Regions from separate parts of the Homo sapiens genome. Here region 2 is linked to region 1. The links are chromatin loops, found by intact Hi-C in ENCODE. Cell type or tissue: MCF 10A. All regions are shown on one strand. Links, peaks and the distances in the headings refer to the core of each region. The heading gives the core; the rest is flanking DNA.

What was found. A loop is a pair of places that touch in the nucleus more often than their neighbours do. Peaks named below come from ENCODE experiments on the same cell type or tissue, not always from the same donor. Only the 100,000 strongest peaks of a DNase experiment are listed, where the experiment ranks them.
Region 2: it touches region 1 in a loop (18-fold over the local background); 4 of 110 quality-filtered maps call a loop at or near these places.

The regions. Positions count from the first base shown.
Region 1 is chr10:28,174,553-28,183,595 of GRCh38, reverse strand. The region is part of intron 3 of MPP7 (MAGUK p55 scaffold protein 7); the gene reads left to right. Among named protein-coding and RNA genes, the nearest start is that of SNORD130, 110 kb to the right of the region's middle. In MCF 10A, for the core only: a CTCF peak has its summit at 3,909 (motif pointing right); a DNase peak (open chromatin) is centred at 3,905.
Region 2 is chr10:27,365,873-27,374,915 of GRCh38, reverse strand. No RefSeq gene overlaps it. Among named protein-coding and RNA genes, the nearest start is that of LINC02673, 27 kb to the right of the region's middle. In MCF 10A, for the core only: a CTCF peak has its summit at 4,889 (motif pointing left); no DNase peak of the experiment used is centred there.

The sequences.
Region 1 (9,043 bases), core at 774-8,773:
AGCTGCTCCTGAACTCCTGGGCTCAGCAGCCCTCCTGCCTCAGCTTCCCAAAGTGTTGGGATTACAGCCATGAGCCACCACACCTGGCCTCTTAATAAACTTTTCTTCTGGCTTTTTTATTTCTTTGCTCTCACTCTTTTAAAATTACAGTGAAAATTAATAGTCTGTGATTAGAAATCTTTAAAAAGTTCTTGAGTTGGCTAAGTGTGTTTTCTAACTTTTCTTTCCCTTAAAATGTTATGAAATATTTTGGGCATTAAAAATGAGAACAATATACTGAACATCCATGTGTTCCAACACACAGCTTAAGAGAGAAAATATTGTAGATCCAGTTGAAGTCTGAACATCCCTCCTGTTCCCATTCTTTTCCTTTTCCTGCCAGTGATAACCTTCATCTTGAGTTTGTATTCACAATGTGAGATATTATTTCGTCTGTTTTAAAACTCTTATAAATAGAATCATATTTACATGACACATTCCTCTTTCCTCAACTTGCTCTTTTTTTGTTTGTTTGTTTGAGATGGCGTTTCGCTCTTGTTGCCCAGGCTGGAATGCAATGGCGTGATCTTGGCTCACCGTAACCTCCACCTCCCAGGTTCAAGCGATTCTCTTGCCTCAGCCTCCTGAATAGCTGGGATTATAGGCATGCGCCATCACGCCCGGCTGATTTTTGTATTTTTAGTAGAGATGGGGTTTCTCCATGTTGGTCAGGATGGTCTCGAACTCCTGACCTCAGGTGATCCACCCGCCTTGGCCTCCCAAAGTGGTGGGATTACAGGCGTGAGCCACTGCACCCGGCTCAATTTGCTCTTTTGCTTAACATTTTGTTAATGAAATTTATTGTATTTATGGTGATATAAATAGGTCTAATTCATTTGTTTACATTGCTATCTATGGCATTATGTGACTAGATAACAAATCATCTATTCTCATGTTGATGAATATTTGTATTGAAAGTTGGCTTGTGAGTACAAGAGTCATATGTCTGGAAATCATCTTTATCTCCATGTCACTATTGGGAACAGTATAGGAGATAACTTTTGTGTGGATTCCCCTTGTACACACATGCAGTCCCTTCTGTAAGTAACGTACCTAAGAATGGAGTTGCTGGACCATAAATATATACATCTTACACTTTAGTAGATATTGCCAAATTACTTTTCTAACGGATTGTATCATATTATAATCCAGGAGTTCCAATTACTTCACATTTATTTCAGCATTTTGAATTGTTAGACTTTAATTTTTGCCAACTTCCAATCCAGACCATTAATTAAAATACTTACCAACAGGATCAATTTGAAATACCATAATATCTCCTTGTTTTAGTTTATATTTATTTGAATATTAGGGGTTGAACATATGTTTGAGTCATTCCAGTTTCCTTTTTATATCCTTTGCTATTTTTTTTGCTTTGGTTATTTGTCTTTTTCTAGTTGATTCGTAGGAATTATTTTGTACATTCTGATGCTGGATCTTTGTTTATATGTATTGTAAATTATCTCCTGGTCTGGGCTCACTCCACTCTTTCCGATAATTTATCATAAGTGTTAAAACATACATCCATGCAGAAAGTCTTCTCTCTGTCTTAAATGCAGAAGCAAAGGCATCTTCACAGACTCACCATTTAACACAAAATCCTTATTAGCTCACTGGGTCTTACTGAAAGCATGTATGAGTCGGAGGTTTATGTAGCTCCTGGCCAAGTCTGAGGTCTGGTTTATTTTTATGTGCTGGCTCTAGCGGGGTCCTCTGGGACTGTTTGAACTGATCTAATATTCTCATTTGGTTGTAAGCATCTATAGAATGTATTTTTAGCACCTAGTCTAATTATGGGTATAGTTGTTCATTGAGTAAAGTTCTTTTCAGGCAGAATCTGTGTATAGTGTTTTTTTTGTTTGTTTATTCTGCGTTACCTCAAAGCGTAGTAGGTGTTCAAGGGAGATTGCCTGATTAAAGGAAACTGAATAACTTGCCCTTCCAGGCTCTGTCTTGCCCAGTTTGTTTTCCATTCATTTCACAAATACTTGAGTGCCCATCGTGGGGCACGATAATAGATGCTCACATCTCATTGGATTCATTTATTGAAGTATTATGGTTATTCACAAATAATTGATGAATGTAGTTTGATTTTTCAGTCAGCTCAAGTTGTGGCATAAGTTGCATCATCTTTATTACAGACAGATGATAGTTAATAAAGAAAGATATTTTTATCCACCTGGTTTAAAATGAAGTTTATTGTTGATATTTCTGCATGTCAATAAAATAGGAATTAGGAATGTTCTATGATGATCACGGTTTAACAATAATAGACTATCAAAGGAAATTACTGAATTAGATTGGTTTTATCATTCTTTCCATTTTCACGTAAAATACTTTAAATCTTTAACATTTTAAAATTGAGTATTTTTAAATGTTTCAAAATGTTATTTAAAATACTTTATTATAATTCTATAAGACATTAATGTAAATCTAATTTATTATAAAGAACCTAAAAGTAAAATTAATAAGCTTCTGTATATGTAAAATTAGTTGCAGGTGATCCATTCTGAATCAAAAAATTATTTTATATTTATCTACCCACCCATGGGTCCATCCATTCATCCATCCATCCATCCGTATATCCTGCAGTAGTGCTGTTTACAGGTACATGTAAGATTGCACTTCTCCACCTCTTGATGTTAGTTATGGCCACATGACTTGTTTAGTCAATAGAATGTGAGTGGGAGTGAAGTGTGTCACCGCTGGGCAGAAGCCTTTAGCAGTCAGTGCACTCTGTCTCTTCTTCCTACCCTCCAGCCCCCATTGCTGACTGCTGATGTTCCAGGTGGTGGGAGTTCTCCCCACCTGGGTCTGAGCACGTGGGCTTGTGGAGCAGAGTTCACAGAGGAAATGCAGTAGACAGAGAGTGTCTGGGGGAATATAAACTTTCGTTGTTATATGCTGCTAAGGTTTAGGCATTGCTTATTACCACAATATTATTTATAACTTAATTTTAACAAGTATTTTCACTATATTACATTTCAAATATATTTTTCAAATATGGCTTAGTGATGTAGAAATTAAAATAAATAGTTATTAACATTGCATGAGGCTAATTACTTTTAGGTAGTTGCTATTGATCTAACAGTTGCGCTGTAGAAAGTTCATATTCATTTTCTTGTCAAAACTTGGTAATTTTTACATTTTCTTCTTTGATAGACATGCATCTCCCCTCTGCAACCACTGTGGCAAGGCTTGAGAAAGGGTGATATGTCTTGTAAGATGTCCCTGTTTTACTTGATTATTCCAGTTTAATATTAATATATTAACCCAGGAGTGTGCTATCCTGGATACTTTTGATTTGTGTTTCCTTTCATCACTAATAAAACTAGAAGACAAATGTATCTACATTGTTCTTAGAGTCCCCTGTTTCATTACTACATTTCACAATTATTTTTGCTTAGCAAGCGAGGGCTATCAATATCAAAGTATAATACACCCCCTCCCTTCTGATAAAAAACTTTCCTATTTTTTTTGAAAGGCTTGAGTGTATCAAATGGTGTATTTTCATATGCAATTAGTGTTTTAATTGTACCTTTATTTTCTTTCTCACTTTGGAAGCATAGCATCTAGAATTGCTTTCTTCCTCATTGTTTTCATTTCTGTGTTCAGTTAAAAGCTAAATGAAAGGATGTTAACTGCCAACTTTAAAAATACATTTTATTTGTGAATTTCATTTGTTTAAATTGGAATGTTATAAATTATACAGATGGTAAAAATTTGATTTTCATTACTTGACAAAGTTGGCATGTATCTTTGTCTTTTAATTTGAATAAATATTTGGCTAGCCACTATTGTGTGCCTAGTAAATTTAGGTAGTGTTTCAAGCCACTTTTTAATATTATGTGCCTCCACTAGGTGGTGCTCATTCCTTCGGGACATCTGAGACCTAGCTTAAAGAATTTAGTTCTGTCACTGATGGGTTAAAGATAAAAGAAGCAAATTCAGGCCAAAGCAGTACGAAAAACTTGTGAAATTTTTTTATTTCATGTAATGAGTTGTGAAACTCTGTAGTAGAGGTATTTATTATTATTAATGTATGATATTTCCAAGAAATCAGTAATTTTATTATATGGCTCATTTATATAAAATGTATTTAAATAGTTATTATAGATTGTGTTAGATGATGGGGATGCAATGGTGAAAAACAGACACGGTGGTCTTAAACCATATGACTCTTGGAATCAACACTCAAGTAATCACTTGAGTAAGTGTGTAATTATTACTGAGATAGGGACAGGTTTTTGGTGCTTTGAGTGTATAAGGGGCAGAGAAGGGGGTATTTTCCAAGATTCTGGGAAGTTTTATTGAAGAACTGATCACTGATCTAGTTAAATAAGATCTGAAAGTTGCTGAAGAATTAACCAGTGTGAGTGTGTTGGAGGAGAAATTTCACAGTGATGAGGTTAGTGTGGGGTTGCAAGGAGTTCTTTATCTGCACCCCAGTCGTTGTAATGGTTGGATCCAATGGACCTTTTCAGTCCTGGAGACATCTGTTCTTCAGCTTTAATTTCTTGATAATTTCCTTCCCTCAGCTCTTCTCCTCTTCCATCTTTCTAGAAGTTCTTTTAGGTGAATATTGGCCTTTCTGGATTTTACCTTTGCTTTTAAAGAGATTTCTTCAACTTTTACTACATTTCTCTTTAAAATCTTAAAAATTCGCTGCTGCTATTTTAATTCCAGTACATTTGAGAAGAATGTCTCTGTTTCTTTTTTGTAACATCTTAGTCTCATTCCATGGATACACTATAGAATCTTTCTGAGGATAATTAAACAAAACAAAAGCCCCCTTTTTGTTGATTCTGTGTTCCATGAACTTTTCAAAGTTCTAAGTACCTTGTTTCTCTCTTCCAGCAACCCTTTAGATAGATATTAATCTTTACCCCATTGTAAAGATTAGAAGAATGAGGTACCACTTTGATTACACAGCCAGTTAGGTGGTAGAGCTGGTCTTGAACCCAGGTGGTCTGACTCAAGTTCTACATTTTTACTATCATGCTACTCTGCTTGTTGATGAGTATTCAGTAGAATGGTTTCGGTTTCATTTTCAATTCTCCTCATTTTGTTCACAATTTTTCTTTACTCTGGGACTTTTTTTTTCCTGTTTTGCCTGCTTGGTGTTTATCCTGTGGGGGCTTTCCTCAAATGTCTGCTTATTCTTGGTTGTCTGCCTGTGTTTAATAGTGAGTTGTTAAAAGAGCTGATTGGAAGATCTATGTGTTGGAGCAGGGCCTGGTGACAGGTGGAATCTCTGTAGAACAGTGGTTTTCGACTGAGTTGGATTCCTTCTCGCCTTTCCTGGTCATTTGGCAACATCTGGAGGCATCTTTGATGGTGATGACTTGAGGAGGGGGTACTGCTGGCATCTAGGAGAACAGCTCAGGGATGCTGCTGAACATCCTGCGATAGACAGGAAAGCCCCTCACAACAAAGAACTATTCAGCCTAAAATGTCAGTAGTGCCAGAACTTAAAAACTCTGCTTCAGAGGGAAAGGATGAAAAATCAGCTACTGTTGGTTACAGGAGGAGAGATTGCAAATCCCAGAATAAAGAGCCATTTTTCTCCATGGCTCTTCAGTTTTTTCATCAGAGAGACCTGGAATCTGCTGCCTGGGCCTTAGGTGGCTGGCTGCTTGACATTCTGGATCAGCCAAGGGAAAGGAGCCCCTCACAGTATTTAGGGTTTCAGCACCTGCATGCCTGGCATCCCTGATCCGCCAGCATGACAGTGTTCCCTGGGTCAAATTGTCTCTTTTAAACAATTCCCCACTTTGTCTGGTTCTATGCGGTGGCTTCCTTTTTCTAAAAATTTTTGAACTCTCTAGTCTTCTGTCTCATTTCTGTTATTTTTAATTTGAAAAATCATCTTAGTGCAACTTAGGATAGAGAAGAGATCCGTATCTTTAATCACTAAACTTTGTAATCATAATTTTTAGTGGCATTATTGTAATCCATCAACCGCTTATGCTATGGTTTATTTAATCATTTTCTTATCATTGTACAGAACAATTTTTCCTTATCAATTCTTAGGTTATTTTGAAATACAGCTTATATAGGAACAATTAATCTACGAATTTTCACAATGTTGTTTTGGTGCCCTTGCACCCTCCAAAAGTGAATCAGTAAGAACTCTTTTTTTTTTTTTTGAAATGGAGTCTCACTGCGTTGCCCAGGCTGGAGTGCAGTGGCGTGATCTTGGCTCACCACAACCTCTGCCTCCTTGTTTCAAGTGATTCTCCTGCCTCAGCCGCGCCACCATGCCTGGCTAATTTTTTTTTTTTTTTTTTTTTTTTGCATTTTTAGTAGAGTTGGGGTTTCACTATGTTGGCCAGGCTGGTCTCGAACTCATGACCTCATGATCTGCCTGCTTGGCCTCCCAAAGTGCTGGGATTACAGGCGTGAGCCACTGCGCCCGGCCAGAACTCTTTTTACTATCGGTATGAATACAAAGATTTTTGTATATTTGATGAGTTTTAGTCCACTGCAATTATTCTTGTTTTTTTCTTTTCTTTCTTTTTTTTTTTTAAATTATACTTTAAGTTCTAGGGTACATGTGCACAATGTGCAGGTTTGTTACGTATGTATACATGTGCCATGTTGGTGTGCTGCACCCATTAACTCATCATTTACATTAGATATATCTCCTAATGCTATCCCTCCCCCACCCCCCCACCCCACGACAGGCTCCGCTGTGTGATGTTCCCCGTCCTGTGTCCAAGTGTTCTCATTGTTCAATTCCCACCTATGAGTGAGAACATGTGGTGTTTGGTTTTCTATCCTTGCGAAAGTTTGCTCAGAATGATGGTTTCTTTTTTTTTAGACAGAGTCTTGCTCTGTTGCTCAGGCTGGAGTGCAGTTGCACAATCTCAGCTCACTGCAACCTTTGCCTCCTGAGTTCCAGCAATTCTCCTGCCTCAGCCTCCCTAGTAGCTGGGATTACAGGCATGTGCCATGACACCTGGCTAATTTTTTATTTTTATTTTTAATAGAGATGGGTTTCACCATGTTGGTCAGGCTGGTCTCAAACTCCTGGCCTTGTGATCCACCCACCTCAGCCTCCCAAAGTGCTGGGGATACAGGCGTGAGCCACCATGCCCAGCCAGTGCAATTATTATTCTTTTTGATGCTAAAATGACCCCAGCTTTGGCCATTGGGAGTGCCTTCAAGTTGACTCCTGTGTTTTGTTTTGTTTTGTTTTGTTTTGTTTTGTTTTTGACCCAACTGCACTGGGCTTTGATTGCTTCTTTGCTTTTTGGCCTGACAGGGTCTCTCAGGCTTATTTTACACATTTCCTGCCCCTGTATATTTTAAGGTAGATTTCTAGAATTGAGAATTGCAGTGATGCAATCTCAGCTCACTGCACCCTCTGCCCCCTGGGTTCAAGTGATTCTCAATTCTAGAATCTCTTGTTAAATACTGTATTGGTTCCTAACAGTGACCAATAGGAATTCCTTTACCCTGCTCTTCCCAACTTCTAATTTAAACTACTATATACTTTTTTAAAACTCCCAATTAAAGGTAATCAATGAACTTATTTACTTTACATATATTATTTCCCTTCTCTTCCTAATTTTTGGTAGTTGTATTTGACCTGCATTGCTAGATTCTAAAAAAGCTGCATTCTACTTTTTACTCTGCCCCATTGTTTAACTTTAGTTAAATACAGTATATTGATGGTAACTATCATTTCTTATCCAAAAGCTTCTCTGATTATTTCAGAAATTCATCCCCTAGTTGCTCTCCCATGGAGAGGGCTCAGGGAGCAATTTTCCCTGAGCTCTTACAAGTTTTTCTTGTGGTCTTTACATTAATAGTTGAAGATCAGTTTGTCTAAAGTTAAAATCCTTGGTTCATAGCTTCTTGTTTTGAATATCTTAAGTATCATACTTCTTCAGCTTCTGGTATAAAGTGTTCGTAAGTATGGTGTCAATATAACTTTCTTTCCTTTATAAGTGTTTTTGTCTTGATGTTTAAAGAATGTTTTTTAAAATTTCTGATTCTTAAAAAATATTTCTCAGTGTTGACTGTTTAGTATCAGTTTTCCCAGATATTCAGTATGTTCTTTTAATCATGTATGTTCACATACTTTTATTTCATGGCATTTTAAAAAAATTCCTGCAGAACCCCAAAATGTACCCTCCTCTCCCCCATCTTCTTGCTCCTTTACTTCAAACTCTACTTCCTAAGTAAATCACTCGGCTCACTTTAAAGTTTATGGGTGGTTTGCCTGTTCTTGGAAGTTTCTTTTTTTCCTTTTTTTTTTTGAGACGACATCTCACTCTGTTACCCAGGCTGGAGTGCAATGATGCAATCTCAGCTCACTGCACCCTCTGCCCCCTGGGTTCAAGTGATTCTCATGCCTCAGACTCCCAGGTAGCTGGGACTATAGGTGCGCATCACCACGCCCAACTGATTTATGGATTTTTAGTAGAGATGGGGTTTTGCCATGTAAACCAGGCTGGTCTCAAACTCCTGACCTCAAGTGATCCGCCCACCTCGGCCTCCCAAAGTGCTGGGATGGCATGAGCCACCATGCTCAGCCATGTTCTTGGAAGTTTCTTTAAATGGAACCATGCAGGATGTATTTTGTTTGTGTCTTTCTTCTCTTGCTCAAATTATATGATTCATTTATGTTGTTACTAGATTAATTCATTTTTGTTACCAAACAGTATTCTATTCTGTAAGCATAGAACAATTTATCTATTCAACTGTCGATGGACATTTTTACCATTTCTGATTTTTGACCACTTTGGTAATGCCACTGCTGTTAGCAGTCCTGTACAGGTCTTTGCCTGAATGTGTATGTGTTTCTGTTGGGTATATACTAAGGAATGGAAATGTTGGGAAATAGGATTTTCATTCAACTCTTTGTATATGTATTTTCTTAAGGTATGATGTAAGAATGGAGTTGCGGGGTATCTTTGTTTTGTGTTGCTACAAAGGAATAGTCGAGGGTGAGTAATTTATAAAGAAAAATTTGTTTGGCTCACAGTTCTGCAGA
Region 2 (9,043 bases), core at 544-8,543, 810 kb after region 1:
AGGCGTGAGCCACTGTGCCCAGCTACTTATCCTAATATTATTTTCCTATCAAATAATGTTTTTTAAAAACTGATATTTAGGTATCCCTCATAAGCACTCAGAAAAATATATGAACAATGTTTCTTAACCAGCTTTTGCCCAATAATAACTAAGTCTTAGTGAATGTAAAAATCATCCAGGGTTAGGAAAAATCATGTAAAAATAGCTTTTGTTTGCAAATTCAAGAAGCATGCCTGCTTCTTGAGGAAACCAGATGATAAAGAGAATGTATGGCATACATAGGAGGTTCTCATGACTGTAGCTAGAAAATTAGCACTTATAGGCCAGGCGTGGTAACTCACACCTGTAATCCCAGCACTTTGGTGGATCACGTGAGGTCGGGAGTTCAAGACCAGCCTGGCCAACATGGTGAAACCCCGTCTCCACTAAAAATAAAACAATTAGCTGAGCATGGTGGCACATGCCTGTAATCCCAGCTACTCAGGAGGCTGAGGCAGGAGAATCACTTGAATCTGGGAAGTCGATATTGCAGTGAGCTGAAATTGTGCCACTGCACTCCAGCCTGGGTGACAAAGAGAGACTCTGTCTCAAAAAAGAAAAATTAACACTTATGACAAGAAGTTAGGTGGTTCCTCACTGGTTCCCTTCATTCACTTTTTGAAGGCCTGAGGACAGTTGGCCAAGCCGGAATATGTCAGCAAAGTCAGACCGCAGCTGAGAAGTAGGTGGAGTTGTCTTGTATATTTTTGTTTCTCCCTTGGGCATGTTTCTCCTCCCCTATCCTCTTCTTTCTTCCTCCTCAAACTCCCACAGTACTCCCATCACTTTAAAATACTGTTTCCAGGAGATCCTAACTTTGAGTACAGCTCTTTGACTTCTTTTTTGAGACAGGATCTCACTCTGGTTGCCCAGGCTGGAGTGCAGTGTTGCAATCATGGCTCACTACAGCCGCAACCTCTCGGACTCAGGTGTTTCTCCTTCAGCCTCCTGAGTAGCTGGGACTACAGGTGCACGGCCATGCCTGGCTAATTTTTTTGTATTTTTAGTAGAGACAGGGTTTCTCTGTGTTGCCCAGGCTTGTCTCAAACTCCTGGACTCAGGCAATCCACCTGCCTCAGCCTCCAAAAATGCTGAGATTACGGGCATGAGCCACTGCACCCTTCTCACCCTGGCAATAGGCTCAGCCAACTCATACCCTTGGACTTAGCCGGGGAACTCCTGGCCAAAACCACTTTATATTTGGCTTCTCTTTGCATAAACCCATTTAGATTGCCTACTTGCCTATTTGCCTGCAAAACTCCAAGAGATACTCCTTTCTCTTCCATTGAGATTCCAAGTATTTTAATCCCACCCTTGTAACAAAGCACACTTCTACATGCTGTGGCACTTGCCTTCAGAATATACTCCTTCTACATGAACTCAAATAGATCAAGCACTTTGGGAGGCAGAGGCGGCTGGATCACATGAGGTCAGGAGTTTGAGACCAACCTGGTCAACATGGTGAAACCCTGTCTCTACTAAAAATACAAAAATAAGCTAGCAATCGCTTGAACCCCCGGAGGCGGAGGTTGCAGTGAGCTGAGATCATGCCACTGCACTCCAGCCTGGGTGACAGAGTGAGACTCCTTCTAAAAAAAAAAAAAAAAAAAAAAAAAAAAGCCAGGTGCAGTGGCTCACGCCTATAATCCCAGCACTTTGGGAGGCCGAGGTGGGCAGATCGCAAGGTCAGGAGATCGAGACCATCCTGGCCAACATGGTGAAACCCTGTCTCTACTAAAAATACAAAAATTAGTTGGGCGTGGTGGTGCACACCTGTAGTCCCAGCTACTCAGGAAGCTGAGGCAGGAGAATCGCTTGAACCCGGGAGGCGGAGGTTGCAGTGAGCCAAGATTGTGCCACTGCACTCCAGCCTGGAGACAGAGTGAGACTCCGTCTCAAAAAAAAAAATTGTATTCTAAGGAAAAGAAAAGGACAATTATGACCCTTGTCCACATTTAGGCAACACGTCTCCTACTAAACCCTTTGCATGAATTATAGATAATATTTGATATTATTTATTATCCTTAATCAGACATTTTCTAAATTAATCCAGACATCTCCTCATTAATTCAATCATACTCACTTTGGAACCAATCATCCTTCACTTGAATAGCCCTCTGATCTCTTTACCAGGCATGGACCATGAAGTGCCTGCATTTAATAGTAATCCCAGGTTACCACATTTCACCTGTGCAATCCCTGCTGTTTACCTGGCACAAGCTATTTATTTTACTCTAATCCAGAGAAAAGAAAACTCATAGATGATCACATAATGTTCTGTGCCAGCTTATTTTTGAAAGTAATGTGAACAGCTAAGATGGTTCCCTGTTACCTCTAAAAATGAAAGAATACAAAAGGATTAACATGAATTAGAAAAGAAGATACCATTTGATAAGCCCCAAAACAACACTTGCAGTAGTAGCTTTCCCGTAGATCCTACAGTATTGGCCTTAACCACCATGTGCAACAATATTTTAAGAGCTATCATTAGGCACGCAGGTTAGGAATTCTTTGTCAGCATAAGCAGTGTTTACAAGCTCTGAGAAGAACAGACTCCGGTAACATCTGTCTTAAATTTCAGATCTTTTTGTTCATTTTACCAATGTCTATTGAGAGCTAAGCATGAGTCACAGAGATGAATAAAACATATTCCATGCACTCAATAAGTTCATAACATAATGAGTCATATGAACACGCATAGGATTAATCGATATTATTGGTCAGTCTTTGAATTAAAGCATTGAAAGTCCAGTAGGTAATATCAAGTCCCTAAATTACAACAAACACGAAGGATATTCAGGAAAGATGAGTTTCCAGGGTAGGGTGTAAGAAAGTTCTGGAATGTACACAGATGCTGGAGAAGAACTGGAGAACTGGTATCTCAACTGAGAGATACCAGTGAGGATAAATAAAGAAAAGATATGTGAGATGCCACCAGAGAAAATTCTGCCTACATAATTTTACCAGTGTTTGCCCTAAGTAAGAATGCAAGTGATGACCCAGTCACCGACCTGTTAGCTTTGTCATTTTCCAAAGATTTTAAAATTGTCACTCGAAGAATAATATTTTCAAGGTATGAAGAACCCCTCTGTATTAGTCTGTTTTCACATTGCTGATAAAGACATACCCCAGACTGGGTAATTTATAAAGAAAAAGAGGTTTAATGGACTCACAGTTCCATATGGCTGGGGAGGCCTCACAATCATGGCGGAAGGTGGAAGGCACATCTAACATGGCAGCAGACAAACAGCAAATGAGAACCAAGCAAACGGGGATTCCCCTTATAAAGCCATCAGATCTCGTGAGACTTACTTCCACGAGAAGCATATGAGTGAAACCGCCCCCTTAATTAAATTATCTCCCTCCAGGCCCCTCCCACAACATGTAGGAATTATGGGAGCTACAATTCAAGATGAAATTTGGATGGGGAGAGAGCCAAACCATATCAACCTCTGAACTCAGTATATTTTATGCTTAGGCTCAGGGCTATATAAAACCTTTCTAGAATTAGATTTTGCCACATCCATTCTGATAACAGCCCTCCTAGCTTAACTTGCAGATTATTCCTTCTTCAATCTAGTTCACGTGCGCTAGGTGGGCTCTATTGCTGCCTCAGGCGTGGACCACATGTCTCAGGCCCAAGCCAGTAAGCACATCACGTTCCCCTGGCCTTGGTGCTTGCAGACACAAGAATAATTCCTAGCCTTGTAAGCAAAAGAGCTCCCTGTTTCCTACTGGGCTTACATCTTGGACTCACCTGAGCTTAGGACTGCTGCAGTCATCTTGTCATAAAGCACAGAGAGCCTAGAAGTTCCAGAAGTGATGACGAGGAGGTTGCACATGAATTCAATCCAGCGGGAGGCAGAGAGGAGAAACACAGAAAAAAAAAAAAAAAAAAAAAAAAAACACCCAAGCCCTAACGATATTGTTTGAGCCCAGAATCCAACTATACTGGCAGCAAGGCTACCTGTGGACTTTTTCAGTTAAGTGAGAAAATAAATTCCATCTTTGCCTGAAGTCTTTTGGAGCAGATGTTCTAACACCTGTAAATTAATACAGAAATAAGTATATAACAGACACGTTTAATCTGATGCCATCTCATTTCCAGGCCCCCTCCCAAACTCACCAGAGGCTAGAGTCTCAGAGCAATAAAACTGACACAGAAGGATTTCACAATTTCAAGTCACTTTAAAACCAACATCACAGAAAATGTGATCATAGAATGTTTGGCCAAATTCTATTTTGTAGGCATTTTCAGAAATGCAAATCCCATTTATGGGATAATCAAGAAAAACTACCAAGAGAGTAATTACATGCAATCTGCTTTGATTATTGGTCTTGGCCATCAAAACTCATAAATGCATTAGAAATCATATAACAAAGACAACACATATAGCCTGATCCTGAAGCATGCAAACAGATATCCAAAGTGCTTCCTGCTTTTAATTGGCTGGGTGGTGAATAGGTGTAGTCATACAGTTTTTTCCTTTTCAAGAACAAAGATCTGAGGACTTTGCATGAGAGAAGCCTCATAAAATTGCCAATATGTGGCTTTGGGTTTGAAACTTACTCTGGAACTTAACATTTGTGAAGAAATGCACTAAGCATTCGTCCTTATTCATTAGAGTCACTCCTTCCACATTGAAGTCGTGATACAGAGAATGCAAATTACAAACCTAATTGCACATATGGATTCTTACTTAATGCAATGGCCCTAGTTTTATAGTCTAGGAGTCCATATTTGAGGGAAGGTGGTAACCAAACCTCACCCAACAGCTTGTAATCTTGGAAAAATATGTAAAAAATGAAAAACACCCATATGCCAAGCTTTTAAATGGGAAATTGGTGCCATCTTGTGGTTACAAATATGTAAAAATAAAAAATTTTACCTTTTTTTTTTAGAGATGGTTTCGCTCTGTCACCTAGGCTTATGAAGTGCAGTGGCTTGATTATAGCTGTCACTGCAATTCAAACTCCTGGGCTCAAGTGATCCTCCTGCCTCAGCCTCCCAAGCAGCTAGAAATAAAGCTGCACACCACCGTGCCCGGCTAATGTATTTATTTATTTTTCGAGACAGTCTCACTGTGTTGCCCAAGTTGGTCTCGAACTCCTAGCCTCAAGTGATTCTCCTGCCTCGGCCTCCCAAATAGCTGGGACTACAGGTGCACACCACCATGCCTGGCCGAATTATTTTAAAAATTTGTATAAAAGTGGGGTCTCACTATGCTGCCCAGGTTGGTCTCCAACTCCTGGGCTCAAACAATCCTCCTGCTTTAGCCTCCCAAAGCACTGGGTTTACAGTCATGAGCCACCACACCCGGCCTCACTTTTTTCATATATTAAATAATCATTGCCAAAATCAGGCCCATTTTAAGTAATCATTTCCCTCAGTATTCTGATACACCCCAATAAAGCTTCTTTGTTTCTTCTTTAGAATATTTGTTAAAAGTGTAGACACCTTTCCTTGACAGTCAATTTCACTGCTTTTTCAGCTAGGAAACTCCGATTTCCTGTAAAAATCGTGTCCATGATTACACTTTAATTTTTGGATCAGAGGCAGGCTTTAATTCTGAAAGCTGAGACGATGCATTCATGGAAGAAAAGAAAAGAAAAAAAAAAAAAGCTCAAACCAATTTTTAGACATTAACACAGTAATCAGCGAATGTCTTGAGAGATGGCCCAGGACATTAGAAACAGCACATAACTTGACTTTCAACAGTCCCTGAAAATGCAGATTGACTTCCAGAAGACATAGTGCTCTGAGAAGAGAAGAGTCAAACACCTTCTCAGAAATTGTTGGATTGTTTAAAAAAAAAAAAAAAGCCAAGATAGGCATGAGCCAAGATGTCATCCGAAATACCTCATATTTTGTGGAACTTTTCCTACACAAATGCAAGTGGGGCTAGACTGGAGGAAGTGCCAAGGGCGGACTCACTATGAATGTCAAGTGGTGCCACGGAAAAGCCGGCCGGGCGCAGTGGCTCACGCCTGTCATCCCATCACTTTGGGAGGCTGAGGTGGGCAGATCACTTCAGATCAGGAGTTCGAGATCAGCCTGGCCAACATGGTGAAACCCTGTCTCTACTAATAATACAAAAATTAGCCGGACATGGTGGCACTCACCTGTAATTCCACTACTCAGTAGGCTGAGGCACAAGAATCGCTTGAACTTGGGAGGTGGAGACTGCAGTGAGAAGAGATCGAGCCACTGCACTCCAGCCTGGGTGACAGAGTGAGACTCTATCTCAAAAAATAAATAAATAAATAAAATTAAAAAAATAAAATTACAAATAAAATATATTTTTAAAAAAGAAAGAAAAGCAGAGAAGGCTTTCCTCTGCATTACAAAGACAGTCTGGTAAACCCATGGGCAGATCAGGTCATGAAAATTAAAGGAATTTCCCCAAAAGCAATAATGTTTGGATGGCTTGTATTTATACTAGGAGATAGGACGTCAGTCTAAATTGATATCATAATTTAAATAATTTATTTTTAAGTTTAATAACATACCTCAATATTTAATAGAAAATTCTTTATAAGAACAAAACATAAATATAGAAATTAACTGCCTGGTAGAGTTATTGATAGAAAAGATGGGAATCAAAATAGACCACGATTTAGAGCATGATTGTGGAAATGGCCACATCAAAGAGAAAGAGAGAGAAGTGAGGAATGAGAGAGTGGGGTTTGGGGAGAAGAAGTGGAAGAGAAAAAGAGAAAGTGAGAAGGTCTTATGTAAGCGTAGGGTAAACGCATGTGCCTTAGATTATATGCGGCTGAGCAGAATAAGAGAAATAATAAGGCTGGTTGCAGTGGCTCACACCTGTAATCCCAGCACTTTGGGAGGCTGAGGTAGGAGGATTGCCTGAGGCCAGGAGTTAAAGACCAGCCTGGCCAAGATGGTGAAACTCTGTCTCTACTAACAATACAGATGGTGGGAATCTGTAATCCCAGTTGCTTAGGAGGCTGAGGCAGAGAATTGCTTCAACCTGGGGGGCGGAGGTTGCAGTGAACCGAGATTGCACCACTGCACTCCAGCCTGGGCAACAGAGCGAGACTCTGTCTCAAAAAAAAATGTTTTAAAAATCAGCCAGGCATGGTGGTATGCACCTGAAGTCCCAGCTACTTGGGAGGTTGAGGCAGGAGAATCACTTGAAAAAAAGAATCGTTACCCAAAAAAAAGTTTTCTAAAAAATTAGCCTGCTGTGGTGATGCATACCTGTAGTCCTAGCTACTCAGGAGACTGAGGCAGGAGGATGGCTTGAGCCCCACAGTTCGAGGATGCAGTGAGCTATGATGGTACCACTGCCCTCCGGCCTGGGCAGCAAAGTGAGACTCTCAAAAAAAAAAACAAAAAAAACAAAAAGGAGTAATAGTAACAAAAGGCAACATTTTTTGGACACTCACCCCATGCCAGGTGGAATAGTAAACTCTAGTTATGCAACATTTCATTTAATCCTGTTTGGAAAAAAAAAAAAAAACAACAACAATGTGATTTTCCCCAACACTACTAGACTTTGGCAGCTAGATGAGACTTTTCATAGAATTTTTTTCCAACTTAAAAAAATCTACAGATCACTTTAAATATGTATGGCATTCTTCATCAGCACCTGCCATAATGCACATTCATTAATCAAATGAATATGCCAGATATTTTTCAAAAAGTCTGAAACATTTTTAGAAGTAGAATACTATTGGATTCAATGGCCATGTAATCACAGATTCTTTAAATGTCTCTTCCCCCCAAAGTGAATCTAAAAAGTAAAAACATTGAGAAGCATGTAATTCCATACTGAAGCTAGAAACAGGTCCAAACTTATACCACAAACCTAGAACCAAATTTAGATAAAATAACTGAACTGGAAAAGTGACTCACTTTCAAGAAAGAAGTATGCAAAGAAGAAGCAAATAAAAGAAATGTGGGTAAACCCCACTTAGTATGGGCAGTTCAGGAGGCAGAAAGAACATAGTGGGTTTCCAGCCTATTTCCCAGGGCCCACACTGGAAGAGCTGGCAAATTTATCCTCCACTTTGGTCCAAGGTGAAAACACTGATCACCACTTTTATACACCTGGTAATGGAGGATGCAAACAAAGATTGTACTACGAGAGGAAAGTTCTTAGGGTTTTTTTTCCACACTTTAATATTTCTAAGTTCAAGCTGCTTTAAAAATCTACAGCAAAACAAACTTTCCATCGTACAGATGGAAGAGTAAGTGATAATATAATCATCATTTCCTGTGCTTTTTCTTACCTTTGAATAGAAGACTTATCTTGTGTTACATCTTTTAAATTTTTACTCTAAATGTGGGTCTCTAATTATTTCTTTGGATGCCCTCAAAAGATTACGCCAGTGAGGCATTCTTAGCATAGAACTATCATGTATACATTAACCATCATAAAGAAATATTTGTTCTAATAAAATAGTTGCCCTTGTATTCTCTTTTGTGGATTTTTCTGGGACCTTCTGGGATCTTTCTTTGTGCTGAAAGAATTAGATTTTGCTCCAGACTCTGATGTGGAACAGGATTGTATATTAATTGAAGTCATTAAGGTCATTGATGGCCATTCTGAATTTAAAGCTGAAACTTCATTTCTGTTCTATTTCATATTTCAGATTTTGTCCAGCTATATATTGCCCAATATAGCCCTCAAAGTTTATGCTATGAGATTAAATAACAACACTAAAATATTCCAACCATCATATGTTAATACATACTGATGCTCTAAAGTTAAATATAATCTCCCTCCCATTAATAATTTCCAATGATATGATTAAATTCAAATATGAAAACCTTTAAAAAATTAAAATCCCAAATATCTAATTTAAAGTCTAAAAGGGTGAAAATCTGAAAGAAAAAAAAAACCTGCTGTCTTTGTTGTGTGGTATGAATCCAAATAAATGAAAGTCCCAAATCCCAACCTTAAATGCAAAATCATTCTCCCCAGCTTCTCATTCTGTTCAATTTCAATTCTATGAATTCTCCACCTGCATTTTTTCAGGG